Regions from separate parts of the Mus musculus genome. Here all the other regions are linked to region 2. Evidence: chromatin loops called from intact Hi-C (ENCODE). Cell type or tissue: left cerebral cortex. All regions are shown on one strand.

Region 1 (8,000 bases), 410 kb after region 2:
GACAGAAACAGAAAGACAGACATTTCTTCCAAGGAAACCGAAGTTTTAAGGAACGAAAGTAATCATGAGACACAGAGTACTCTTTATCAAGATAGCAATGGTTCCACGACGCATGCCTGGGACAGGCTGCTGGCAGGGCCCTGCGAGGCTCGCCTTGGACACGGCTACATCTATAGGATGGGCTTGGGGTTTTTATCATGACATAAGGAAAGTGCGTGAGCTTTGATATCAGGGACTTTGGAAACTCTTCAGCCTGTGGTCTACCTGTAGGGCCCTCAGAAACTCATGTACATCCTCCCTGCTTGCTTCCTCCTTGGTTGTATCAGATGTGCTAGAAACAGCGTCTGACTCACCTGACCTTAATGAAGATGTGCTCCCTTGAGAGTGGTTCTTACTTGAAAATGATATGGAACCACTGTAGTCCTGATGGTCTCCAAGTGGCCAATGGGCATCATTGTTTCAGGTTGTTTTGCTTTTAGTTGGACAATGCATTGTATTTAGGAGATGTGTGAGGGAGTCTAGAGAGGGAACCACGAATGTCGGCTCTATGTGACTACAAAGATTCTGAGCTCGGCAGGCGGAGGGGATGCCCGTTTCCTTCTGCTGTTACGATGAGTTATTGTGTTCCTAGTGTCACAAACAGCACTGCTTTAGGTCCAGAGTTCGAATTCAACCTGGAGCCCCTGGGTTGGTGAGAGCTTTGTCTTTTCTGGACATTCTAAGGGAAAGTATGCTGTTTGCTGTTCCAGGTGTGAAAGCGATGCCCTGCCTTATGGGTCCTTCACCATGTTTAAGACCAGAAACCACAGGATAAGGGGTTCTTATATCAGGCACACTAAACCTGACTTGTCCATCTTTCCTCCCACATCTGAGGTCTTTGTGATTACCTGTAAAATCTGCAATAGTCTCCCCACGTTGAAACCCTCTGATCAAAAGCCTCATTTCTGCATATAACTTTGGCCCCAGGCCTTGGCATCTTTGGGAGACTATTACTCTGCTTCCCAGGTGGGACGGCTGCAGGTAGCATCATTGGGCAGGAAAACCTGTGAGACACAGGGGAGGCAGAGCCTGAGGGGTTAGGACAACGGATGGAGAGGTGTTAGATCAGAAGTCTGAGTGTGGAGGGAGAAATACCTGCCTTGCTGAAGCATGGGAACGGGACCTGGGCACACTTGGTTTACGACAACCCAACTCTTTTGTTCACCAAAAATCTCAAAATTCTTGTAGGCATGCAGGGCAGTATGTTCTTCCTTTGTGTGTGCCTTTCTATATGCATAACGACTACGTAGAGCTCTATTCAAGTAAGTAAAGCAGTCAGAAAATAGCCTGCTCTATCGAAGTTGGCATCTGGAGCCACATAACACTCTATCCCCTCGCCCTTGTAATACCCTGAGTTATTTTAGTGTGAAAACCTTGTGGCTAGAGCTGTTTTGCATAAAGCCCTTCCGAGAGGTGCCTAGAGTGGCAGTTTGTGGTCCAGACTCTTTAGTGAGGGGAGTGTGGGTGTCCAAAGCCTGTGGGTCTCACTCAGTCATTCTCCAATCCTGAAAAAAAGATAGTTCATTATAATGTACTCGCTGGTGGGGAAGGGGAGGTGTCATTTTTCTGCCATTTGGTTGAGATTTACAGCAAATGGGATTCAGAGGATTACAGCATGAAGGAAATGTCAATGTTAAATCTATAGACGGTCCCTTTAGTGCCTCGTGTCATAAATTAAAAGCAAGCACAAGTGGGAAGGCTCGGTGAAGGGGACACAGGGAAGCGCCAGGTGGATCCGTGTTTGCTTTTCTTTCTGGAACACACATGCTCGGCTGCCCTGGCTCACTGCCCCCTCGCCCCTCCCCCAGCAAGAAGCCACTGCATCTGTGTGTCCTGGCTCGCTCCAGCTCCCTCGGCCACCTTAGTAACGTGTTTCCGCAGCTCACTGCAAGGCCAGCATCAGGTGTCACAACTGCTAGGGTGACTGGGTTAATGGCCAAGGCATTTTCCCCAGAGAAGCAGAGACAGACAGACTTGCCTTTGTCTGCTCTGAGAGAAGTTTGAATTTAAAACTTTGTCCCAGACAATGTGCTGGGACCCCTGGGGTTTGGTTGTTTGGCCATGTATGCTTCTCAGCAGTGCCACTAGCTCTGTTAGGAGGACCTGCATCCTGAGGATCTTCTTGCTTTCTTCTGAACCCAAGTTTGATTTGAGTTCATGAAGTCAGGCCTGTGAATGAACCCTTTCTACTGGACTCTCTTGTGGCCTCTCTCCACAAGTGTTGATTCTGAGCATGGGAGGTAGGGCAAGGGCTGGGCATGCTGGTTTAAATCCCTCTTCTTGTCCCCTCACCAGCCCCATCCCTGCCATACTAGAGTGGCTCTGATCTACAGGTATGTCCCTGTAGCTATTACCTTGTTGGTAAGGGTGACAAAGACTTTGTGTAGTCTCCTTCAGTTGTACACAGGAATATGTGCATTAAAATAATTTTTGATAAGTTTATGTATATTATGTTTGTTCACATACATATGTGTAGATGCAAACATATATAACATCATATATGTTTGTTCACATGTTTGTGTGTGTGTGAGTGCACAGACATACGCTTGCACGAGTGCACACACACACACACACACACACACACACACACACACACACACACAGCATTGTGTAAAGAGGTTGTGTAATATGCATGCTGAGTTACATCCCTCATCAGCATTATGTGCTGATGCTTTCACATCAGACCGGCTGTATTGGAAGACATGATCCTTGATGCCAAAATGAAGCCATATGGGAGAATTGTACATGGACACCTGTCCTTACAGGAAAAGATTAGGACACAGACACGCACAGCAGGAAGACTAAAAAAATGCAAGGAGACAGAGAGATCTGTCTGCGAGCCAAGGAGTGAGCTCTTACAAAAATCAAAAACAACATACAAAACAAAACCAGCTCTTGCGACAGCTGGATCTTGATTCAGGCATCCAGAATTGTGAGTTCAGAAATGTCTCTTATGTAAGCTACCAGCTGTAGTACTTTGTCATGGCAGCTGAGCAAACAAATAGGAGAGTCTCCTGAAGCTGCACTGAAGTGGGGAAGCCCAACTATGCAAGCCCCATTGCTGTTCTTAACTACTGTCGGTAATTCGAGTAAGCCTTAGCTTGTATATTGAGAGCGCTCCGCTCCTGTTGAAGGTTTCTCCTGCTGGCCTTGTTTGTATTTACTGACAAGCTCTGACGTTGGTCCCTTTCAGAACTCCTTCATGTGCTCTTGACTACTCTTGTTATTTTTCAGGTGAGCTATGGAGTTTTTAAAGCTTACTCTTTCCTTTTCTTAATTAAAGAAAACAACAACAACAACAACAACAACAACAACAACAACAACAACAGTACTAGTACCTATGCAAAACAGATTTTGGTTTTTAGACACAGAAGGAAGGTTTCAGGAAGCCAAACAAACAATAAGATTTGGAAACTCCCCAATGAGTGCGGGTTTCTGACCCCAGGGCAGTGACCAGCACCCTCATCAGAGAAGTAGAACAATTCCCAAAGGGACATCATCAGGTCTCAGCCCTGGGCCAGCACAGTGTGGATGGCCCTGGTGAGAGGCCAGTCCAGAGACTGCACTTTCTCTTCCTAACTGGAAGCACAGGCTAGAAACCTGCTGATCCAGAGAGGGTGTGGGCAGCCCTGACTTGACTGTGCTCCAGGTAAGCTAGGTGCCTGGCTGGTTGACCCTGATCTACTGGTTGGGAATGTCTGCCCTAGAGGATCTTTCACAACTTCATAGACTGCTTTCTTAAGGACAGAATCAAGTGGCAATTGGATGTTCATCTACAACGAGGCTTCCTATCAATAAATTATAGTGGCTCCCCTGCACAGAGACCTGATTGCTTGGCCTCTATAGGCATACTTGGCCTATGAGGATTTTTTTTGTAAGTCTTTTTCCTAGTCTATAATAATATGCAGTATTAGCATCGTGCCCTGATTTTTAGCTGTAAACACAGTACATAACTTTTTAAAATTTTTTACTGGATACAGTTAGCGGCCTTGTCCATCTTTAAATCTTTAAAAACTACCTGGAAATGAAAAACAGAACAGTCATAACCAGCCTATGTTGCTTTAACGTAGCTTTCAAGGCAGAAGGGGAAAAAGATTGCATATCCGAGGAGGTAAGGGAACGTGATAGGCTGGCAATTCTGAGCCAGCTATGACCTTGAGTGTGATCAATAGGCTGCTTCCTCTTTGTCAGGCAGAGCTGAATTCCAACTATTTTTCCCCAGCAGAGGCATTCATTTAATGATATTAAAATCTTCATTGATTATGCTCCATAGTTTGAAAATTGAAGCGGACCAAGTCAAACTCACTCAACCCAGTCGTCCTCCAGGCGCCATTGAAAGGAGACGTGGACGCGCAGCTATAACTAAATGCTGCCACCTAGAGGACAGAGTCGGTATAGCACCACGCCTGCAGTTGGTATTCTCCGGACTTCAGGAGCCCAGTCTCTGCTGTGTTTTCCTTTGGACTGTTCTCCCCGTGACTCAGATCGGAATACAAAGTGGAAGTTTTTGTATCCTCTAGGGAAATTATTCTTTATAACGATCGTTTAAATTCTCCCAAGATGAGTGTCCAAGGAGAGATAGACACTTGGAAGAGGAGCCCGGAGAGGAGTTGCCTCACATGCAGCTTCTGAAGCGATGATGTGAAGGTCTACATGAGTCTTTGGTATTATCTCCTCCTCACAGCAGAATATGAGTCCGCAGTGTTTCTCCCTGTAAAAGGCCGACAGTTCAAACCCCACACAGACGCCTGGGAAGCTGGTGAACAGTCCATTTCCTCGCCGGCTAGTGCTGTTAGAAGTGGGCTTGTCTTGGGAGAAATTCCAGTTTCAAGCCATCCTAGTCACACAAGGAAAGCCTGTCCCAATGCAAACAACAAAAAGAGAAGGCCTTTCTATTGGCTTAAAGCTAATCCCCGACTCCCAGCCCCTGCGCGCCTTCAAAGCACAGTGCTGCTCGTCTCTGAGGTTGACTGTGGTTCTCAGATTGGCCATCCAGGTTGCTGCTTCCTTTGCCTCCTCACAGAGGCTCCTCCATTTACACAGACGAAGTGCTCCTAAGCTACCGAAAAAAAGCTATGTATTGGGTCATCAGGTAGAAGCACACCGAGGGAGGTGGGCATGTTAGGCGCACCACAACCCAAGACTTTCCCTCTCTGGCGCTAGCCTGGTGACACAGGCTGCGGCTGTTACACTATGGAGAAACTCCGGGACCTGTGTCTTGTGCATGTCTGTAGAGTGGCACGAACACAGGCTGCTTTCTGCCAGGGAAGAAAGAGCTCTCTGTCTGGCCGAGTGTGGCGCAGGCAGGGCCGTGTATCTCTTTTGGGTTTTTTGTTTGTTTGTTTGTTTTTGTTTTGTTTTGTTTTGTTTTTGTTTGGTTTTGGTGTTCTGTCCATCTTGTTTGGGAAGCCCTCATCTGCGTCACTGAATTCAATCCCCTCTTCTGTTTTTGATTAAACTGCGTTGGGTGGAGACTAACCTGGGGTCATTTATGTCCTTCTGATGCTAATTTGCACAACCGATATTTTCTTTTACACTCTGTAGTTTAAGAGGTTTTCCTTTTCTAAATGAAATGTAGGGTTTCACAATCACATGGGGGACCAGACCGATGGAAGTGGTTCTGCTTGATGCCTTTAAAATTGTACAGAAACGTAAAGGAATTCACTGGGTGCGTGCGTGAGCATCCATTGCCATTTGATTAACATATCTCAAGGGTCAGGGCAGTAGGCATCGGCTCAGGGTGACAGTGGTAATATAAGTTGCCCCACACTGTCTTGGGGGGCTCTGCTCATGGGACATGAAACATGACAGTTAGTTTAGTAGAATCACACAATGGGGTGAAAACTCCCAGGGGCTTGCACATTGGGTCTATTCTAAGCCTGGGTTCTCTTGTGATGGCTTTGGGGGTAACTCAAACCAACCTTCCTACAGAGCTTTAATTATGCATAATCACCAGCAAGCTTTGTTCTGGGCTATCACTTTCATCTGAAGCTCAAAGAGCTCAAACATCATTACCTCATTAAACCTTGCAACACCCCTGCGAGGTGAGGCGATTAACCCATTTTCCAGACGGGGACATAGAGGCACAGAAGGTGTCAGTAACTGTCCTAATGTTACATGAATCAGAGTTAGGTAGACAACAGAGCCCACTCATGTTCCACCCCCAGTCTGCTTCTCAGAACCTTCCTTGCCCCATCACAGAAATAGTCACCCTCAGACCTGGGAACCAGCTCTACCTGGTTGTGCGCTGTGTTGAGCAGTATTCAGAACATCATACCTGGCATTAAATCAATATCAAGATTTAAAAAAAATAAAACTAATGCCTTTTAAGGAAAATGGATATGACAATAATCACTGAAGCAAAATGGGAGTCTCCCAAAGTCCTCAGCGTCTTCTCATAGAGGCCCTTCAACTTTTCTTACATTAAACCAGGAAATTCCACTTGGCCAAGCAGAAATGAAACTTGAACTTTACAAGCCTCAGAACTCTGTTTAAATGGAGGCATGCTAATGTTTGTCTTTTAAGTTTGATAAACAACGGTTTCTCCTTGGCTTCACTTCAGTGCAGGCTGTCTTCACATGAACCTCACGGTTGTTTTGTTGTGGAGTTAGGGGAGGGGCCTTGGTGTGATGGGGTGAGAGTCAACAGGCTTTCTTGTCAATGTTGGGGAACTATTGAAAGCCTGATATCTGGGATCAGGGGCAGAAAAGCAGCATTCAGTGAGAAGTCAGGAGTCTCCCTGGGCCTTTGCGTCTATTTATGATCTGTTTATGCCGCAGACACACTTACACGCAGCTACTGGCTAGGTGCAAAGCAGCTCTAAGGGGAGCAAAATGGAGTAACCATCCTTCAGCAGTTTGTAGTCAGTGGGCAAAGATAAGCCAGCATGGGAATATCAGGGTAGCTAGCCCCTGTGGAAGCATCCCCTAGGCATAGTCAAGGTGATTAGCTCAAATGGCATGCCAAGCTCCTTGAAAAGGTAATGCTTGGACATTGGAGGTGAGTCTAAAGGATTGAAGGCTCTCCTGATGAGGTTGTCATGACTAAACTTCAAGGGCTGTGTGTTTGGAGAAACCTTTCACGTGGATGCAATCCCAGCAGCAGAACCAATGTTTCCAGTGTGTATGAGGAAATTATTCCTGGCTAGAGTACACAGATACATCAGAAATGGGGCTGGTCTTCAGGCAAATTATAACGTGTTACAAAAAGCAGGATAAACTTTAAAAGGCACGTAACAATATAGTTTGACATGTGGTTATTACCACTTTAGAACTTACCCAATAAGGAAAATAGAACTCCAGAGGGAAGGGAACAGAAAGCTGGAATTCTAGAGTTAAGCACAATTCTGGGAGGATGAGAAACTGACTCAGGCCTCCTGCTTTGGGCTGGCTTCTGTTACTATGACAAAATGGCACAAACTGGGTAACTCCATAGAGAAGAGAGATGTATTTCCCTTAGCCCTGGGGGCTAGGACATTTAAACTAATATAGCAACAGTGCTGGCCTGCTTTCTGTCATCAACGATGCGGGCTATCACATGACAAGAGTCACACATGAGAAGAGTCACAGAGTGTGCCCACTGTGCTTTCCTCTTTGCCTTACAAAGTCATGGATTCCATCATGGGGACCTTCTCTGACCTATTGGTTAAAATGATCCATTTTCATATAGTTATCTAGTTCAATGCCACTTGAGAAATGACAATCTTTTCATCCTTTAATTATTTAAATTATGTACATTATGTAAAAAATCAGTTATCGGGCTTTTTTTAGAGCTCCCAATCAAGTTGACACTGTTATGTCTATCTTGTACTAATGCCATAGCATTTTGATTAGGGTAGCTTTGTAATAAGTTTGGAAATTGGGACATGTGAGTCCCCCAACTTGGTTCCCAATCCTAAGGTTGTTTTGACTATTCTAGGTCCCTTTGACTTCCCAGACAAACCTTTGAATCATCTTATCAAT
Region 2 (8,000 bases):
GATAACTGGGTTGCCAATGGGTGAGATACAGCTATTGTTTACAATCTAATGAGGACATAGGGCAAGAATGAGTTATAATTTAGTATGTGTATGAATGGTATATAATTTAGAAAAAATACGCATTGACAGTCAAAGAAAGGACAGATAATTCATCTTGGAGTTGTGGTGGAATTTCATAGAACACCAAAGAAAAGTGGCTCATTGTCAGAAGCCTGGACTCACGAGACTTGGGGCAAGTGGTGTCATGGAATTGATCCTACCTGTCCTGATGAGTTCCTGGGAGTACCCAAGACATAGTTTAAGGTCTCATATCCTAAGAAACCTATAGTCCTATCTCAGGCAGCAACAGCCACACCTTTTATTTTTTATCTTACTTTATTTTTTTATCTTCAGTTGTGCTAAGGATCCAACCTGGGCTTTCATCCTGCAGGCTCCAGGCTGCTGCTCTGCCTTTAGCAACAGCCCTGACCTGAGGCAGCTCTTTCTTAGGCTGCCATACATCATGTGCTCCTTTAGAAAAGGGACCTTACCATATCCTCAAGACTAAGAGAGGGCATGGTGCTGTAAACACTCAACAAATGTTTTCTCAAAGAATGGCTCAAGTGTAACTAAATTTACTATCTGTGAGAGAGTCTTATCCTAGATGTTCACTCCCCCCACAGCACAGAGAGCCTCCACCCTGTCACTTCTGACAGCCTCCAGCAGGGGCTCTTACAGTATTATGGGCTAATGGAGATGAGAACGGAATTTTATCTTATGATTTTAAAACCAACATCCTATCTGCTTACTTAAAAGATACTGTGCACTTATTGCTAAACATTTTGCACCACATGCTCTTAGGTAAATTAGAAAGCACTGGAAGGGTACTCCACAAATAACAATAATTTGCAGAAAAATAATTGAACCAATTCATATTTGTGTATGAACTATGTTAAAAAACCCAGAAGAAGTTACTTAACAAAGAAATAAGTCTTTAGGCAGAGGAGCCAAAGCCAAGCTCACTTTAATAGGTATGTTGCAGACTACCACTAACTGCAAAGCAGTATAACTAAGAAAGGAAAGGCAAATATTGGGTGAGAACTTGCAATTTTCGATGACATATGATGGCACTTTTTAATGGAGGAGGATGGACTGAGTTCCTGGCTTTTCTCTTGAGTTCTTCCATGGAAAAATTACAGGAAAAATATGTTGTTATTACATGAGGCAGAAAAAGTATTTTGGGGGAGGGGCAGGGAGGGGGATGGCTCAGTAGTTAAGTGCACTGGTTGCTCTTCCAGAGGACCCAGGTTCAATTCCCAGCACCCATATGGCTGGAGGTCCAGGGAATCTGACACCCTGCAAACAAAACACCAATGCACAGGAAAACACATTTTAAAAAAAGAAAGAAAACTTTTGGCTTTGGTTTTGGTGTTTCCTTCAGTACACAACATCCTTATGTATGCCTCTTTTTCTACATATTTTCAGTGGGATTACGGCATCATAATTTAATGCAAATGACTTGACTGGAGAAAGGAACAGAAATTTGGTAAATGTGGATGTAGAACAATTTTCAGTCCCTCTATACTGGAAATAGTGTGCTTTATAAAACAGTTTAGGGGCTGGTGAGATGGCTCAGTGGGTAAGAGCACTCGACTGATCTTCTGAAGGTCTGGAGTTCGAATCCCAGCAACCACATGGTGGCTCACAACCATCCGGAACGAGAAAAATTTAAAAAAAAAAACAGTTTAGATTTTAAAATATTTGAGAGACTGATAGGGCTTAAGTTTTAGTAGATGTTCTAGAAGTTTGAGTGCGTCTCCGTTATTCTGTTTATGCAAATGACTCTCTGTCATAAAGTGTTCACTCCGGTTATTTTCCCCCAATACAGTCAAACTTTTGTCTAAGCAGAGCTTAGCCTTACTCTGGTGAGTTCCATCTCTCTGAGTTCTTGGAAGTGGCTTTCCCTTTTCTGTTAGCCACAGGTCATGTGTTTGTGTTTCCTAACTGCAATCAATGGGTTCCCACTCCATCTGTTAGAGCCCTACCTCCTAGGTCGATAACACCTTTCTGCTGCCCTCAGGGCATGAGCAGCTTGGACAAGCAAGCCCTAATTCTTCGAGGATGTAGACCTCCCATTGTTCTTTCTGTTCACTGAATCTCAACTACCAATCAACTAGACGGCAAAGGGTGGAACCTTGTTAGCTTCACGCCAAGCGCCTAGAACCAAGCCTGGAACCTCTTACAATCCAATGTGAAAAGAATGTAAAAATCTGTCAATGGGGTAGCTTCAGCTGGGTGCTGGGAAGAAAAGCAACTCTTCCGCAGGAGTTTACATTTGGCTGTGAGTGACCCTTATCTGGCCCTGAGGTATTTGCATACTTAAAGCTAAAGCTTGTGAATTCAAATGATTCTCTTTGGGAAAACTTCAAGAAAGAAGCAAACGGAGAGAAGAGTGTTCCAGGCTTAGGGTAGTGGGGGGTGGGTGGGAGCTGAGGCTTAGCCGGTACAAAGCTGCCTAGGTCTGCGCCTGAGGGTCTTCGGGTTTTCAAGGCCCTTGGAGTTCTGCACCAGCAGAACCTCTGAAAGCCTGGACTTCTAACCCGGACTTCCCGGATAAGGAGGATATTAAGTCAGGGAGGGGAGATGTGGCTGATATGTCCCACACTGACTGTGTTTATCTTTGGCACATTACAAAAGTTAGTGTCCCAACGTCCTAGTGAAATACACAAGGACACAACAGGAGACCTCCACATAGTCACTTGGAGCCTAAACGTTATACTTTCATTAAATGTAGAGGTCATATTATTTAGCTTGTAAGTTGTCTTGAAATAGATGCGAGTCTGACAAGTGAGATTCCCCCCCAAGTATCTATGATAGTTTTACTTTGAGGGATATAAACTTATTATAAGTGGAAGACTTACATTAGATTTGTGATTTTTGGTTTATGATACTGGAGCTATAAAAAAGTAGATTTTCAATGTCACATTTTTTTCCCTGTAGTGTTAATGTTTTCTTCTGATTATCTGTAAACTATTTGATGACTATGTTTCTTTTAGAAATCCAACTTATGGCGAAAGAAAACCAGAATCAATGCACTTAAATAAGCAACAATTGTAAAAAAATTTTTTAAAAAAAAGAGTAAAACTATTTCTATTAGGAGATAGATGTCTAACTGATTAAGCTGCAGTATAAATGAAGCAGTTTTGGCAAGTCATTTGTCCATATAAAACTGTGTGATTCTAAGCTCAGTAGTAGTACAACCATCAGTGGGCCAGATTAGCATGCTTTGCCTTTTCTCTACGATTTTTGAGTTCAATAGCACTTACACAGCTGTCATAGCTGGCTGTATAACCTCCTTCCTTATTTATAAGTGAGTGCAGTCTTTAGCCTAATAAAACCATACTGGAGTTTACAATTGTTGACCGTTTATAAATCTGCTCCGTGTTTCACACACAAAAGATGCTTAGTAAATGTTTAAATATCTATTACACAAGAGGGAAACTAATTTAAAAAATGTCTTCAAGGTTAATATTCATCTTGTACCGGAAAGAGAAATGGGCAAGAAGGTCGGCTATTCAAAGCTGGAAGATGATATTTAGTGCCACATTGGCGAAGGAATGATGAAAACACTCCAGTTCTGACACGTTTAAAAATGGGCACACATCCTATTTCTTTGTTTCATAACCATTGCGCTATCCCTTCGTTTTTTGGCATGCTAACAAATTCAACTAAAATCAATGCTCTCTAGTTAAAACTTTTTGATTTAGTGGCAGATCCCGCTGTCCTATCACCGAGGACGTCAGTTAAAGCCAAGTGGTGAGGCAGGGATGGATCTATTTGAAAGGAAAGGCGTCCATCCTAGGTATTTCGTGTGGGAAAATCATCTCAAGTTGAAGGATAATTACAGAAGAGACACCCAAACACCCCTAGCCTCCTCGGTCCGCACCGGGCTGGCCACCCCTCGCGGTGGCGGGGGGTCACTACGGGCTCCGGGCCTCCGCTTCCTGCCCCAGGGCGGCGCACCGCGGCTCCGGGAAGGTGCTGCGCGGAAACGTGGCACCCTCTGCACCCGCGCGAGAGCGCTGGCAGCAGGCGGCCCGAGAGGCTGCGGCGGCCGCGCACCGGGACCGACACCCGCCCGCTGCGCCGGCGCCCGGCGGGACGGGAAGGGGCGGCCGCCCGCGCCGCGCCGCCCCCTTCTCTCGGCCTCTCCGCGGCCTCCGCCACCCCGGCCGAATTCTTGCATAAATTATGCCAGGCGCGCCTGACGTCAGGTGGCGGCGCGCGGGCGCGGGCGCGCCGCGGAGAGAGCCGGCCGCGGGCGCGCGCGGCCCGGGAGGCTCGTGCGCGCGGCGTGCAGGGCGCGCGCAGGCGCTGGCGTGCTGGGGCCGCGGCGGCGGCGGCGGCGGCGGCGGCAGCGGTGGCGGCGGCGGCGCGGGGGTTGAGCCGTGGTGGTGCGGACGCGCTCGTGCTCGGGAACTATCGGATTAAACTTGAATCGAGTGGAATTACACAAAGGAGCGCCGCGGAGGAGGCGGCCCGGGGACCCGGAGACCCCGCAACTCGCCAGAGCCCCGTCCGCGCGCGGCCAACTCCGCGTCCGTGGATCAGCCCCCGGCCGCGGCCGCCGAGCCAACTCCGGAGCCGCTCTGCGTTTTGTTCCCCACGGCGCGCGGCGGCTGACTAGCCCGAGCGAAGGAGCGAGCCGGTGAGCGCAGACTTCCCCGGCGCCCCCGGGAGGGGCGGCGGCAGGAAACCGTGCCGGGCCGCGGCCGCGCGGAGTTGCGAGAGGGGAGTTGGGCGTGTGCGGGGCGCGGGGAGAGGTGCGCGGGGGCCGCGGTCGGCAGGAGCGTAGCGCCGCCCGCCCGGTCGCCTGCGTTGCTGCCGCCGGGGCCCGAACCCGCGGCCCGAGCGCCGCCCCGCGCCCCAACTTTTGCCTGCGTCCGCGGGGCCGGCGGCGGCGGGGGCGCGCGGGGCGGCCGAGGGTCACTTCCTCGCATGTAAATGGCTTTTTGTTGTGCTGCCGGCGTCGGGGGGGACGGGGACAGGAGGGAGCGTGTCTGCGCTCTGGGGAGCGCGAGCGCGTTTCCTCCCGCCGGCACCGAGCACGAGTTGCCGGCTGCGTTCGAGAGAAAAGGGAAGGAGGAAAAAGTTGGGTTCCAACTCCGGCGCGAGCGGCGGCGGGCGCGCGGGCGCGGGGCGCTGAGCGCGGGGCTCGGGGACGGCGGCGCCCCCCGCCTCGCCCCCGCCCCCCGCTCCGGCCCGACCACGCCGCGCTCGCCGGGAGCGGCGGCCGCACCGGCGCGAACAAAGTGCGTCCCTGCGGGCGCGGCGGCGCTAGCCCGTGCGGGGACGGCCACGGGCGAGGTGGGTCGGCGGCAGGGAAAGTGCGCGGGGCGCCGCGTGGGGCGGGGGCGGGGGTGGCGCGAACACGCGGCGCGGGGGGCGTCCCGAGCCCAGCCGGTGGCGGCGGCGGTCGCAGAGTTCCGAGCCCGCAGCTAGGGGTTCCTGGGGCTCCCCGGCAGCTCCCAAGTGCGCGAGGACGAGAAGAAAGGGAGCCGGGCTGGGGCGAGTGCGGGCGGGCGACCGGGGGACCCCACCTTGCCGAGCTGGCCGGGCCGCCAGCGGCGGCATAATAGCGACTTTAATCCGCGATCCCAACTCGCGTCCCCGCTCCCCTCCCCCCAGCCTGTCGGGGGTCCGGGCGGGGGCGGGGGTCGCCAGGTGGCCCCGGAGCGCCGGGGTTACGCGGTGGCCCCGCGGAGAGCCGGCTCGGGGCGCGAGCGGCCGAGGTGGCTGGAGGCCGAGCGGTCAGCGAGAGAGGAAGGAGGGTGGCGGGGAACGCGTTGTTTGTTTGCTTCGCACCGGGGACAGGGCTCGCTGGGGGCGCGGGCGGGGCGCGGCGGGGCGCGGTGCGGGGTGGGCGAGGCGGCGCGGGTTGAGTGGCACGGGGAGGGGGCGGCCGGTTGGCGGGGGACTGGTCAGGAGGCTCCGGGGAAGGAGCCGCTGGCCCCGAGCAGCCATCATTCCCGAGTCGCCTTTCTCCGGATGGCTCTGCCTCGAGGAGCCTTGCGCCGTGGGAGCGCACCCCAAACTCTGGCCCGGTAGCCCGCTTTGTGAGCGCCCCCGTGGAGCCGGCGGCCCGGGAGGAGCTCCGGCCCGGCAGCGCGGTTCTCCCTGGAGGTCACTTTTAGAGACTGTTCACGCCTGGGTTTTAAACTAGTTTTTTTTTTTTCCCCCTTCTTCTTCCCTCTTCTGAACAGACAATGGACAAAAGAAAAGTAGCAACCCACATGGAGAGTTTCCTTTGAATTGCTAGAATTAGATACACTATCCAGTTCTCCACTTGCTAAGTATACTTTTTAGTTTCCCATTGTGTATTATCTAGCAATCGATTTAAATAACTTACTTAAACTGTGTCTATCCTCTGAGCTGGATCTCTGAATATATTAAATATTTTTAAATAATTTTGTGAGCTCTGGTTTTTATTTTTTTTTAAGATTTTAAATTGAAGCCGTCTTTGCAGTGGGTGACACCTTCCTAAGGGGCCCACAGTTACTTTCCCTCAATTCTCTTTCTGTAAGAGGGGGAATACTCATCATACGTGTGATAATCAGTGGGAGAAAAATACATCTCTTTATTTCCTCACAGATCTGTTCTAACGATGACAAAAAAATCTTAGTGGCAATGACCCAGAAGCTCCGTACCTGATTTATTCCAGTTATAATTACGTTTCGATTACAGTAATGTCCGAGAAATAACTTGAGCAGTGGTTTTATGAAGTTGCATCCTCCCCAGCCCCCAGAGTACATCTGTCGCACAGTGTTTTTGTCTCGCTGTTGCACAACAGAAAGCCCTCCAGTCTTTCCCCTAAAATGGCAGCTTTCATTTGACTGGGGCCCATTCATTGACAACGATAATAAAGAGGCTGAAAGCTAGATGCTTGGGGCACAGAGGACTCGGATTGCCTTTCTAGGTGATAAGTAGGCGACATTTTAAGTCTTCCAGTTTCCTTATGAAAAGTTTATTTTCCTTGAAAAACTGCAAGAAAACAAAAAGAACAGTAAAAGTAAAAATTGGAAATGGGAAAGGGCTTGGTCAGCAAATTTTAAGAGCTATTTAAAATGAAAAATGCTTTTTTTTTTCCTTTTTGTCCACTGGGTGAATACAGCACTCCCTTCCCTGTTTCTGGTACCTGCTGGTTAAGGGGGATAATGCGTTTTTGACAGGCTTGTAACAGGTGAATTCCCCAGTGTGACACCCCATTTGAGGTTGTTTCCTGGGAGTGTGTGTTTTGATTTTATATTTTTTAGGTATCTTGCCCCCACCCCTCAAAAAATCTGGACAGATTGGTAAATTTGAAGTTTATGAGTTTCTATCCCATGTTTATGCTTTCAAAATTAAAGTTTCTAGATTAAAACAAAAAACAAGTTAGCTAGTGAGGTAAGTGAATCCCAGGCTGTAGTTACCCTGCTTAATCAGTGGAGTTAGTTTGACATCAGTTTTAAAATTGATTCCCTTTTCTATGTCCTTAGCACAAGGACAGAATGAGAAATAGTAGAGTGGTATGTTAGTTTAATATAGATAGTTAAATCTCAACTTTTTTTTTCTTTCAAGGAGAAAAATAAACTAGTTACACACACACACACACACACACACACAGAGAGAGAGAGACACCACCCCAGTTGAAAGTATTAATTCAGTCAGGAACTTGGTGTTAAAACAGCATTTTTGTGGATTCATCTAGGCTTGGTCTAGTTTTTAATCAGTTTGACTTGTGGAATCTTGCCAATACTTTTTCCATAAGGAGTGTTCTCTGTCAGCCTTGCTTTTCCTGGGAGGTCAGAACTATAGTAAGTTCCTTTATGATTTTAAACATCAAGGCAACATTGCAACCTTTCTTGTACACTGATGCAAAGTCAGGAGCTAAGGAAGCACTTAGATTTTCAGCAGGGAACAGGGACATATACTTGTCTGTGCTTCTGCTTTGTGACCCAGAGTATAATGTGGGAGCCAGGTTT
Region 3 (8,000 bases), 94 kb after region 2:
TGTGTGTGTGAGTGTGTGTGTGTCAGTGTGTGTGTGTGAGAGTGTGTGTGAGTGTGTGACTGTGTGTGTGAGTGTGTGTGTGTGTGTGTGTGTGTGAGTGTCAGTGTGTGTGTGTGTGTGTGTGTGCAGGTTGTTTCAACTCTGTGAGTTTTGCATTTTCCCTAAGAAATGGCAGTTGGCTTACCAGGGGGAGGAAAGGGTGGGTTTAGAGTCCTTCCCCAGAGATAGACTGCAGTAGATGAGTGTGAGACACGCAGGTCCATCCTTTAGGATCTGGGTAGTTTTCAAGGCAGGGCAGGGAGGCAGGGAGCTAACTCGTCTTTTCCTGGTCCCTTCGGAATTGAAGTGGCTCTGGGGGGGGGGGGGGGGATGTTCCGCTCATTGCTCTTAAGCACCTGGCTTGTACCGTGAACCTCTCCACATTTAGATACCAGGTCCAGCAGCCCTTCCCTGTAATCCCAGGTAACCATCAGGCTGAGGCAGGGGGATCACAAGTTCAAGGGCAGCCTGGGCAATGTGCAAGACCCTGTCCCCAACCGAAAGTTATGAAACAAATGCACAGACACCCACCCGTACCCCTGAGGGGGAGACAGGAGAGACAGAGACAGACAGACAGACAGATGAACACGTATCTCAGCTTGAGTTCTCCCACCCCCGTGTCCCAGCGGTTCTGTTATTTGTTTAAATATGTGTTGAATGAACAAATTAGTCTCTTAATAACAAGTGCAGTTTTAAAAATTAACTTTCACCCCAAAAGTCTCAGTAGCACTTACTGAACCCTTGCTGTGTGCTCTGGATCTTTATATTTTGGCCCAAAGGTAGAACTTCAGATTTGATACCAGCCTTACTGTCTTAAGGGAGTGTAGAGGATCCAAGGCCCAGGGGAGACAAAACCAAAAGTTCAGAATGTCCAAAAACATTTCAAAAAAGGTTCATAAAGTGCATTTCCACCTTATGTGACTAATTTGTAGTTTGCAAACGGTTTAAATCATGGTTGGCTGTGTTGTGAGCCCATGTTTCTTGCTACCGAGTTCCCATTGGCGGCCACTTCCTTAGCAGATGTCGTGTCTCTGAGAGCTCCGATGGCTCTTTATGCCTCTCCATAGCTAATTTGCGGGGGGTACAAGTTGGCAGAAACAGTCTCTCCATGGTCCAGCCAGTCCCGGCTCTTCTTTTGTGAGGCATTACTCGGAATCTGTACTTGTTTGCATATGTGTAAATTCAGATATGTAAATGTATGCTTGTTTGCAAATAAGCCTTCACCCACAGGCCTACCGTATGTGAAGTACTGTGAGCTTTAGAAATTGTATGTGTTGTATGTTGGTGCTATGACTCTATATTGCTTATAATTAAGGCAAAATATGAAAAGAAGATAGCTTTTTTAAAGCTAGAAAAACCTTAGAAGGAAAGGACACTTAAAACAGTCAAGAAATCTCTCCTCTACACTTTTCCACCGTCTCATCTGCGGTGCTTCCTAAGTTTGACATAGCAGAGGGATTTGCCCTCGCTTCCCCATTGGCTGGCCTTTGACAGTGCATCTGGTCCTTCGGCAGCTCTGTACAAGTGCTGACTTCCTAGTTGATGTACTGTCAGCAGAAGAGTTAAGGGTAAAACCAATACAACTGGGTTTTTTCTTTATATAAAACATACACCTTGGGCCATTTTTACTTATCATTTAAATATCAGTCCGCTGGCTTAAGACCCAAGAGTCCATACTGTACTTCTTACAGACACCACAGTATGTCAAAAGGAATATCATGAACGATGTCGGGATGTGAAGTCTGCATGGTATCTAAAATCCCTCACCTTCGTTTTAATAAATGAGAGGTTTAGGAATGGCCTATATGGTAATATCAGATGTTAATGGCATTGATTACCTGTCAGGCAGTGGGGATTGATGGGAAAATGTCCGCTGTAAAATTAAATAGCATTAGAGAAGACTGTACCAAGCATTTGGTGGGGGTAGCCAGGGAAGTGGGGGGCCTGAGGGACTGTCAGGGTTTTACTGGGAGCTCCAGGTTTTTTTTTTTTCTTACCCCACATGATTAAGGCAGACCATCTGTTCTTTGTTAAATGTTTACAAAAACAGCTTCCCTCTAAAAGATTCAAGGAGAAGTAGGTCTGGTAAACACGCATTTCCCTGAGCACCTTCCCGCCCTCCTTCAGATAGTACCAAAACAATTCTGCCGTAGAGCAGACGAGATTAATACGTTTCTATGTTCCATCTTTACTTTTCCCCTCCTTGTGGGAGATTAAATTTTTTACAGAGTCCCTAATTTATGGCCTCATTTATTTATAAAAGAAGCATCTAAAGTGATTTGTATGCTAACATGTATAGATGAATTTTCAGCTTTTTTTGTGTTTTTATTTTGTGTGTGTGTGTGTGTGTTGCTCTTTTTAATTCATACATGTGCGCTGGAAAAGCTCTCAGGGGACACTGGTATTCTGTAACTGGAGTGGAAGCCATGCAGGTTGAAGATGGGTACATATCCCTCCCATAGTAAGTACATTGCTGTCCTACATTGGAGCCATCCCTCCGATTTTCCCTTGGTTTTTAGGAATAACTTTTCTTCTATTTTTTTGAATGCTAGATTCTCCCACAAAAGTTTCATTTCTATCCTCCATGCAGAAAGCTGTGTCTTCCTCCTGCTCAGTTACGTTAGGAAATGTAAGTAACTGAGCTTGAGCTGTTTCCATGTAGAAAGTGGAAATCAAGTCAGCCAACTCAGCTAGTAGCCGGGGCTTTGGTTGCTCGGGTCCCTGAATGTTTGTGAGGGAATATAGGCCAGTAGTGACCCTTCAGGGTTTGCTCAGTTCAGTGTTGGCTCCATGTTTTGTCTTTTCCAGAAAGAAGACTTCAAGAGGAGTGGGTTGGCATCAGAGAAGTGCTAGGTTTAGGAAACACTTCACCTCTTTCCCTTACGTGACTCCTGATAGCCTCATCACCTCCTAGAACGCACTTCCTGTCTGGAAGATGGGGTAGATATAACCACATGCTGTTGTCCTGTGGGACCTGTGTGCGAGTGTGTGTCGGCGTGCTCCTCCTCCCACGGTGCACTCACCTCTGACTTCTGACATGCCTTTCTGAATTCATTTCCTCTTTGCTGTGACCAAAAAAGGGCAACATATATTTTTAAGATTGGTCTTATACCAATTTGTTGTTGTTATTGCTGCTGCTGCTGCTGCTGCTGCTGCTTTTAGAACGATGGGGATCACAACCGGGGCCTGTGCCTGTTAGGCAAGCACTCTAACTATGAGCTATATGCCCAGCTCACCCCATAATGGAAAGAAACTTAACAAGTAGAGAAGCTGAACTCTGGGTGGGGGAAATGACTTCCCCAGAAAGTGTAACTGTCATTAGAGTAGCCAGGGCAGGCTTTGGTTGGAATGGTGGGTTACCTTCTTAAGCTTGTTCTAGTTTGTCATGTTGTTTTGGAGATGATCATGGAGCCCCTTGGAGATAGGATGAAACTTGAGGCACCTCTCTAGAAATACTCCTGTGTGTAAGGTTTTAGGAGCTGGTTGGAGTTTTAAGACATTGGATGAAGAAGGAAGGCTGCATTCAGGTGTCACCTCCAGTCCTTGTGTGGCCTGAAAGACAGAGATAAGTTCTACGATTTCCTTGTAGATTCAGGTATATGGACACATAAACTCACTATAGGGCAGAAGATATGCAGCCATAAAGATTTTATGTTGAGTTGTGATTTCTGTAAACTGTGCTAAACATGAGCTTCTAACCTTCCTTCGTGTTGAGTCTGTGGACTAAGCCTGGGCCCTACACTGCTCTGTTTTTGTGGGTTATAAGTTGTATCACCTTTGATATTGGTTCCGTTATGACTTTTGTTTCCTCAGGCAGGTTACTTTATGTTAGTGTGTCATTGTCCCCAACTGTGAAACTGGAAGGTTCCTCATAGTCCAGAGACCTGGTGTGGGAATATAGTGATGTTTCGGCCATGAAGCCTATGCTGGGCTTGTTGGAAGATCACTCAGCTCTCAGGGATATAGGGAAAAGGCAGAGGATGACTGAGGTTGCAGATGGGACGTTTTCAGTTATTCATTTGAAATGTGAAGATTTCTCAGGTGCAGCAGTCTGTCGGATGGATGATGCGCCTGCGCTGTCGCTGCCCTGTCTTGGGTCCTGGGCTTTGAGGTCACTCTGTGCAGGAGTTATTTACTCTGTTCTCACTTGACTTCTCAGCATCTCATCTTATTTGTCAGTATTTTTTAATGTGTACTCCCCCCCCCCCCCCAATTAATGTCAGCATTGATTTCATCTGTCTATCCATTCATCCATCTATCCATCCACCCATCCATCTGGCTTCAAGAAGTTAGGGAAAAAAAAGATTGTCCACATTTCTAATTACTTCAAGAAACTTAGCCAATGCAAAATCATTCTTTCACATGACATTTTAATCTAGACAATTTAATGTTATTTAATCCATATATGACCTGTGTACTCTGTAAAGGTTGTATTGTACTTAGCTCTATCTTTTTAGTACTAGAATCTTTCAATGTTGGATATGCTTGTTCTTTGTACTCTATCTGTGTCTTTGAGTCCCCCCCCCCACCCCCCATTCAGAGAGAGGCCTCTGAGGCTGAGCCTGTGTTTTCATTTTACTTCTTGCCCTGTGTTCTTGCAGTTGAAAGGTGTGGAATGTCTAGCTCTGTAGCCTCTTTCCCTTCCTGCACTAATGCTTTTCTGTAGTAATAAACTGGCATTTAAAGCATTCCCCTTAAAGAAACTCGTATGTTTCTAGGCTGAGAGAAAAATGGCGAATCCTGTTACCCTTAGTTTGTAGACGTTGCTTCCTTGAGTATAGAATAGGACCATCAGCCATTGACTCCTAGTTCCTTTCTTCATCGTGAAGAATGAGACTAATTCAGTCCCATTTGTGTCTCTTAGCATTCTCCATCGGAGCCCTTTCTAGAGAAGCCAGTGCCGGATATGACCCAGGTCAGCGCACAGAACGCTCAGCTAGTGAAGAGCGACGATTACCTGCCGTCGATAGAGCAGCAGCCACAGCAGAAGAAGAAGAAAAAGAAAAACAACCACATTGCTGCAGGGGATTCCAGTAAAGGTTTTGGTAAAGATGACTTCCCTGGTGGGGTTGAAAACCAAGAACTGCGCAGGAACTCACTGGATGTGTCCCAGGAAGAAAAAAAGAAAAAGAAAAGGCCGAAGGTCAAAAAAGATCCGAAGGAATCGAAGGAGCCGAAGGAGAAGAAAGAGCCCAAGACCCCAAAAGCCCCGAAGATCCCCAAAGAGCCAAAGGAAAAGAAAGCAAAAACTGTCACGCCAAAACCCAAATCCAGCAAAAAGTCAAGGTAGGCTGTGGGTGATCAAAGGCTGCGCATGGGGCAGACCAGCCTCACGCTGCAGGGTCTGGGTGAGTGGGGGTGTGGAGTGCCTGTGTATTTTAGATCATTTGTGACCAACTTTGGCTCATACAGTGCAAAGCTAAGGTGTTTGTGTATTCCAAACTTTAGGACTCTACTCTTACGAACTGCTGATTTATGCAGAGTTTTACTGGATAAAAAAAATGTTATTTTGCAGCCGGCTTCTTTTTGTAAAAACCACAACGGTGCTTGGTTCTCTCCGTAACTCATAGGGGAGGATTTCAGAGGAAAGCAAGGCCACTGAATGGCTCTGAACATTTTACTGCCAACTGCAGAATTTGAAAGAGAGTTGATTGTGTCTGCTTAGCAGGATAGGTCTTTCACGGCAGGTTGAAGTCCTTGTGGACAGTGTGGGAAAACACAGTGGAACTCATCATTAGATATGGCTTCAAGAACAGGCATGGGCTCTGGGTATAGGAAAGAGCCTCTCTTGCTCTGTATGCCCCACCAAGTCTCTGGCCCCCTAGAAGGCATATTTATTCAGTAAGAAAATCCGAGAGAAGACATTGAGGACTAATTTTTTTCATTTGTCCTGAACATTTCCAACAACTGTTCTGAAGCAGTTCCAGACATCTGAATCCGTCTTTCAGAATATGGCTCATGTTAGAAAATATTAAAATATGGTTTCCAGATGGAAGTGTAGCCGGACTCGGTTAATCTGAGCCTGTTCGCATACTCTGATAGAAAACACACTCCACTCTCTAGCCCACGTGCACATGTAAACATTTATGTGCTCACACACTCAGTTGGGTCATTGCCTCGTACTTTCTGTGTGGAGCTATAGCCCTTTGCTGATGGGCTACACTGTGTCATGTGCAGACACATACACCAGTGCACAGAGGAGGTCATAGGTGCCGAGAGAGAGAGAGAAGGGGGCAGCTTCTTCAGTGTCCCGCCAGCAACTCGACCGTATTCCGTGGGTTGAGGCTGTGAGTTTTCTTTTTACCATGGATTACTTGTGTGGTATCCAAAAAGCCAAGTATAGACGTTCACTCAAACTTACCAGTGCCCTTATATTTACAGACAAGGCTTGATTGTGCAGTCTTCATTGAAAAGGTTTTTTTTTTCCTCCCTGTGAATATTTTCTAAGCCCAGAACTCATTACAAAACCTTTGCATTTATTAAAGAGGCATTTTATTGAATGCTTATTTGTAGGTAAGTGTTCGGACTATAATGATAAGTAAGATACAGGTAAAATTTTTAGTCCGACAGTATGTGTTTGTTTTTAAAAAGCTGCTGCATGAATGTAAATACTGGGCTTTGGTCTGAGGAAGCACATCCCCCAGGGAGAGTAGTCAAATCCAAATCTGAAACAGAAGGTGTGCCCTCTTTTCTTAAGGTGTAGGTGTGTGTACTAAAGGGGTGTTCTGGACTTTAGCGGTATTATCCCCAACACTTTTAGTACCAGAATAATTTCAGTTCAGTTTTCTTTTGTTGTTGTTACTATTATTATACTTAATGGTAAAAATGGATCGAATCATTCTAGGATTCCGATATAGATTTCCAACCATCTTCAGCTCGTGTCTGATCAGGCAGGGTCTATGTTCCCAGCTTACTTGGGCATATCCTTACCAGCTGTGGAGTGGTTCGGAAACAGACTTTGAAATGGTGTATGTAGTAGTGACCCTTGTATCGTCCCTGACACCTGCGGGAATCCAGCCTGGTCAGCACTGGGTGTGTAGCATTTCCTTGGTGCAGCTAGAGATCCTGTGTCCACACAGAGAGCTATTGGGGCTGACTCCAGGGTAGCCAGAGACTGCACTCCTGAGAGTGAGGTCTCTGCCGAGTGTTTAGCACAACTTTTTTTTTTTTTTTTTTTTTTTTGTAGGGACAGGAGGGAATTTTTACTTAAGAAGAAAATATACTTTCTTCCTTCTCCCTGCTGGCACTCACTAGTTGTCTCCCTTAGAGCTATACACAAATGCTGTTTTGAGTCTTAATGGTTTGGGAACCTTTGACAGGAGCAGGGTGATGTGTGTGGAGATGTACAGGGGTCAGGAAGCCGCATCAGGTATGTGCCAGAGACTTAAAGGCCATGTTTAGGGGTGGTGCTGGGAGATGGAGGGAGTTGGTAGCACCTCTGTTTGCTTGGATCACTTCACACGCATGTGACCACTGGCTGATTTACAGTGAAGTGTGGTAAGGGCTATCCCCAGCAGCTTTCCCGTTGTTGATGGTCTTTCAGGATTGGCTGTCCAAACATAGGATAATTGCATTGAGATGTTAAATAAATTAACAAACCAAACCATTATTTTGTCAAACCACGTTGTTGCTATTGGTCAGATGAATTGAGTATGTCAATTGTGGTCTCCTTGTTCAGTTACATCTACAAGGAAATAGCATCCTTGAATCAAGGATAACGAGAATGCATACAACTCCATGTAGATTTTGAATAGCATAGCAGAATAATTATGTAAATTGGATATGCAGTGATGAAGGTAATGGGGGGTTTGGGCTGTGTTAGTGCTGGGGCTCAATTGCCAGAGCAGTTTGCGTCTACGCCGTGAAACACAACAGTGGCAATTTTGTTTTGCAAAATGCTATGTGATACCGGTTATTTCCATCCTTGAATAAGTTAACTTGATGAATTTGTTTATACAGAA

What was found. A loop is a pair of places that touch in the nucleus more often than their neighbours do. Peaks named below come from ENCODE experiments on the same cell type or tissue, not always from the same donor. Only the 100,000 strongest peaks of a DNase experiment are listed, where the experiment ranks them.
Region 1: it touches region 2 in a loop (3.0-fold over the local background); 22 of 42 quality-filtered maps call a loop at or near these places.
Region 3: a loop joins it to region 2, with 2.0 times the contacts of the local background. A loop is called at or near these places in 5 of 42 quality-filtered maps.

What each region holds. Positions count from the first base shown.
Region 1 is chr4:9,092,834-9,100,833 of GRCm38, forward strand. No RefSeq gene overlaps it. Among named protein-coding and RNA genes, the nearest start is that of Gm50597, 25 kb to the right of the region's middle. In left cerebral cortex, a CTCF peak has its summit at 4,425 (motif pointing left); DNase peaks (open chromatin) are centred at 2,986 and 4,410; H3K4me3 peaks cover 189 bases.
Region 2 is chr4:8,686,089-8,694,088 of GRCm38, forward strand. It overlaps Chd7 (chromodomain helicase DNA binding protein 7), which reads left to right and starts at 4,318. Exons shown (of 38, transcript NM_001277149.1): 1 at 4,318-4,687. In left cerebral cortex, CTCF peaks have their summits at 677, 3,960 and 6,113; DNase peaks (open chromatin) are centred at 4,207, 4,996 and 5,979; H3K4me3 peaks cover 2,731 bases; H3K27ac peaks cover 1,700 bases.
Region 3 is chr4:8,780,439-8,788,438 of GRCm38, forward strand. Chd7 (chromodomain helicase DNA binding protein 7) reads left to right here. Exons shown (of 38, transcript NM_001277149.1): 3 at 4,904-5,325. Among named protein-coding and RNA genes, the nearest start is that of Gm46841, 67 kb to the left of the region's middle. In left cerebral cortex, no CTCF peak of the experiment used is centred here; no DNase peak of the experiment used is centred here.